2 separate regions of the Homo sapiens genome follow, and region 2 is linked to region 1. Evidence: chromatin loops called from intact Hi-C (ENCODE). Cell type or tissue: uterus. All regions are shown on one strand.

Evidence for each region. Hi-C counts contacts between places; a loop is a spot of excess contacts. Peaks named below come from ENCODE experiments on the same cell type or tissue, not always from the same donor. Only the 100,000 strongest peaks of a DNase experiment are listed, where the experiment ranks them.
Region 2: it touches region 1 in a loop (15-fold over the local background); 2 of 110 quality-filtered maps call a loop at or near these places.

Annotation. Positions count from the first base shown.
Region 1 is chr5:127,149,755-127,152,254 of GRCh38, forward strand. No RefSeq gene overlaps it. Among named protein-coding and RNA genes, the nearest start is that of C5orf63, 78 kb to the left of the region's middle. In uterus, no CTCF peak of the experiment used is centred here; no DNase peak of the experiment used is centred here.
Region 2 is chr5:127,087,464-127,089,963 of GRCh38, forward strand. No RefSeq gene overlaps it. Among named protein-coding and RNA genes, the nearest start is that of C5orf63, 15 kb to the left of the region's middle. In uterus, no CTCF peak of the experiment used is centred here; a DNase peak (open chromatin) is centred at 968.

The DNA of each region.
Region 1 (2,500 bases):
CTTTTCTCCATGTTACAATCAGAGTAATCTTTCTAAATACAAATCAGGTCATTCTCATCTTTGCTTAATATTCTTTGATGACTCCCCATTTACCTCAGGTCCAAATTTAAACTCCTTAGCCTCACCTACTATCTGTGAACTGATCTAACCTTATCTCCCTCTGTAGATTAATCTCCTAGAGCTCTCTTTTCTCACTCTAAATTGCAGTTACAACGGGATTCTAAACGTGCTCAATGTAGTTCTCCAAATGTGTCCTCTATGCCACCATACATTTGCACATTTCCCTCTAGGATGTTCCAGAATCTAGAAGATTGGGTGCACTGTACTTATGTCCTGAATAAGAAGCCTTAGTATTTTGTTTTTTGAATAAGAGTTTCACAGTTACATAACAAGAACAAGGTCAAATGGATTGAGAATAGAACTCTCTGGGTTTGGTGGTGGTAGTGTTGGTATTTCAAAGGCCATAATGGAAGAGAGAATGTTCTCTTTATCTCTATCTATCTACCTATCAGTCATATCTATCTAATCTATCATCTCTATATATTATGTCTGTCTGTCATGTATATCTAGCTACCAATCAACTAATAGTTGTATCTCACATATAGAGATTTAGATTAATCACACTCCTCAGTTTATGGTATATTATTACTGCTGGTCCACACAAAGCTGCTATTTAGTTTTTTTTAAACTCTATTAAAACTTCTATGGACATTCCTCACTCCTATTTTTCTCCTCCCACATAAGAAACTATTCCAACATATTTAATGAGGATCTTTTTATTTGTATGTATTCTTTGGTGTACACATATTTTAAATTTTCTTTTAATGGTACTGTGTTCTATATCTCATTCTGTATCTTTCTTTTTCACTATTTTTAATATACATGTTGCTATATGCAAATCAGAACTGTGGCTTTTTAACTTCTGCAACAATCATACTTCACCTATCCACGTTCACTTCCTCTACACCAGGTAATGAACACCCAGATGGACCCTGACTCTCTGTCCCTACAAGCAACATTGAAATGTACATTTTCTCAGATGTCCCTTTCTAGATGTGAGAGACTATATTTGGGATAGGTACTAAGGAATGGGTCCTAGTTATGTGAACACCCAATCTGACCAAATGGTGCTATAGAGGTACCAAATTGTGATATAGAATATAGGCCTATTTCCATGTCCTCCAGAAGTGCATGATATCCCCACCTCTCCACTAACACTTGGCATTTCCCAGCTTCCTAATATCTGCACATATTACAAGAGTAAAGTGATGCCTCATTTGTTTTCTTTTTGTTTTTTTAAGTAGATTTAATTTTTAGAGCAGTTTTAGATTCACAGTAAAATTGAGCGGAAGGTACAGAAAGTTCTCATAGCTTCCCGCCACCCTTCACCACTCTCTCCCATAATCAACATCAGGCACCAGAGTAGTATATTTGTTATAACTGATGAACCTACATCTACACATCATTATTACCTAAAGTCGGCAGTTTTCATTAGGGTTTCCTCTTGGTGTTGCATGTTCTATAAGTTCTGACAAATGTATGATGAGATGTATTCACCATTATAGTAACATATGCAATAGTGTCACTGCTTTAAAAATTCTCTGTGGAGACAGGCACGGTGGCTCACACCTGTAATCCCAGCACTTTGGGAGGTTGAGGTGGGTGGATCACCTGAGGTCAGGAATTTGAGACCAGCCTGACCAACACGGAGAAACCCCGTCTCTACTAAAAATACAAAATTAGCTGGGTGTGGTGGTGCAGGCCTGTAATCCCAGCTACTCGGGAGGCTGAGGCAGGAGAATCGCTTGAACCCTGGAGGTGGAGGTTGCGGTGAGCCAAGATCGCGTCATTGCACTCTAGCCTGGGCAACAATAGAGGAACTCCATCTCAGAAAAAAAAAAATTCTCTGTGGTTGGCCAGTTCACCCCTTTCTTCCTCCTTATCCTCTGGCAACCACTGATCTTTTTGCTGTTTTCATAGTTTTGTTTTTTCCAAAATGTTATATGGTTGGAATCATACAGTATATATCCTTTTCAGATTGGCTTCTTTTACTCAGTAACATGCATTTGAGGTTCCTCCATTAACTTTCATGGCTTGATAGCTAATTTCTTTTTAGTACTGAATAATATTCCTTTAGTTAGATGTTGTCTTTGTCCATTTTGTGTTGGTAAAACAGAATACCTGAGAATGTATAAAGAAAAGAGGTTTATTTAGCTCACAGTTCTTCAGGCTGAGAAGTTCAAGGGCACTAAACTGGCTTCTGGTGAGGACTTCTATGTCACATCATAACACGGTGGAAAAGTTCAAAGAGGAAGGGGGCACACACAAAGAGAGAGAGTCAAGGGGCTTCCTAATTTTATAACAACCCACTCTTGAGGGAACTAAAATATTCCTGGAGAAGTAACCCAGTCTCACCAGAATGAGAACTCACTCACTACTGTGAGAATGGCACTAAGTCATTCACGAAGGATTTTCCCTGTGACCCATACACTTCCCACTA
Region 2 (2,500 bases), 62 kb before region 1:
ATGTTACGTCTTATCTTACTCTGATCTTCCTTCTTGTCATTATTTAGCCCTTTCTCTATCATTTATGTTTCATTTCTCCATTAATATTTATTAAGTGCCTACAGCTTACATAGTAATAATAACGGTAGTAATATATACATTCTATTTTTAAAAGCTACTGTAAAAAATTTTCACAATTTGTAACTAATTTAATTCTTGCTAAAATTTTCTGAGGTCAGGAGGGTAGGCACTGATATTCTCATATTATCTGTTGAGGGTTGAGAGACACAAAAAGAGTAAGTGTCCTGCTGAAAGTCACACAGTAGAGGTGGGCCTACATGGTACCAACTGACATGATCCTAGGTTCAGTGCTTGTCCTGATGCCATTTTTTTTTTTTTGAGATGGAGTCTTGCTCTGTTGCCCAGGCTGGAGTGCAGTGGCATGGTCTCAGCTCACTGCAACCTCCGCCTCCCTAGTTCAAGCGATTCTCCTGCCTCAGCCTCCCTAGTAGCTGGGATTACAGATGCCAGCCACCACACCTGCCTAATTCTTATATTTTCAGTAGAGATGGGATTTCACCATGTTGTCCAGGCTGGTCTTGAACTCCTGATCAGCCTCCCAAAGTGCTGGGATTACAGGCGTGAGCCACTGCACCCAGCCTGATGCCATATTTTTAATGGTAAGAAACAAGATGAAGATAGAAACACAAACTTTAGAATATCATATCTTTAGGACTTTGCACCATGAACCAGTATATTATGTACGTGTGGACACAGAGGAAATATCTTGAAGAGAGTTTCAAAATCCCTCAACTCAATTATGCAAGATATTTCTACCATTCATGAATGTAGTGCTGCATATATACATAGCACCCAATTGGAGAGAGCAGGCAAATCTCAGCTGGTGATGATGAATCTCTTTGGCATTAACAGTCCCATTGCAGCAGCAATCAGAGGAGGCCACACACCCACAGTGCTCTGCCCTGGCCCGATGACACACAAGATATTGAGCAATATTTCCAAGTAGTAGACCAGCCAGGGGAGGGGAATCTGGGTGGGAGAAACATTCTAGAAACCAAGTCAGTTGGGAATTGATTTAAGGGTCTAGGGAGGAGAGAGGGAGAAGAGGGGAGGAGATGGTGAATCATTTTCTGTGTGACACCAGAGAGCAATATACTTATACCAGTGGGAAGAGCTACAGGGAGGGCAGAAGAACGTGTTTTCTGACAATTATAGGAGTCCAAAAATGAGCTGGACCACACTGGAAGGTAATAAGCTCTTCATCATCAGAAATGTTCAAGAAGATGAACACCTGTCAAGGCTGCTGTAAAGGAGCTGCCCACGTGGGGAGGTTAGTTTCATCAAGTTGTCAGACGCCAGCAGGCTGGGAGCTGGTGGAGAAGCAGACCTCACCCAAGGAGTCTGACTTAGTAGCTCTGGTAGTATGTAGAGAATCTTTGTTAGAAACTGCTAGACCAGAGCAATGGACTCCACAGTGGAGGGCACAAGATACATGAAATCCCCTTGATATTTACATTCTATATAAGAGTAAAAAAAAGAAAGTAGGCCTACTAACATTTGATGTCTAGTGAATCAGACAGTCTTGTGCCACATCTGAGAGGTCACACAGGACACTGCAGCAAGAGCAGGAGTCCTCCAACACGGAAGGCTGCAGCAGGATCTTCCTTTGTTTGTTTACATTCACATGTTTCCATACACCTGTAGTTTAACTGTGCCCTGTGAAAGAAATGCATCTTAAATTGCAGAATTGCAAATAGTATTAGCTTTAGCTTAAATGAAATGGGAAATAAACATGACAATTGTTGTGTCACAAAGAGGTTTGTGGGTTATCTTGGGATGAAATAAAGCACAGTCTAACTTAAAGTTGTGCATTTTTTCTTACAAGAAGAAGCATGCAATCATGCAAGTATGCTGACTTCCTGTGACAAGTGGCAGATGGTAGTAGACTTCTTAGACAGTTTTGAACAAATAAACACACTTACTGGTCCCATTTAAATACATGGACCAGGCATGTTCTGCTTTCAGTGGGTTAAGTCATTGACTCATGACACAGCCTTAAAAAGTAGGGACAATTAACTCCATTTTACAGATGAGGAAACCAAGGCTCAGAAAGGCAAAACTGACTTCCCCAAGATCACTCAGTAATCAGTGAAAGAGTGGGGTTTAAAGGAAGAGTCTTTCTCAGTCAAACTAATTTACTTCTCTAAGGTGAGAAATCAGTTGCTTTTTGAACAAAGAAAACCAAAAACCTCTGCAATGATAAAAGCATTTTGCAAATAATGGCTGAAAATGTTTCCATCGTTAATGTTATTTTTGTTGCCAAAGCTGTGTAAATGTATAACCTTTAACAATCAGAACACTGGAAACTTAGAAAACCTAGTAATAAAATTTTAAAATCGATTTTAAAGTGAAGAGTTTCAGGATATTTTGAAGAACGCATTTATTAAACACATAAAAATTCATTAAGTTCTAACTTGCTGGCAAGAACAAATGATAGAGC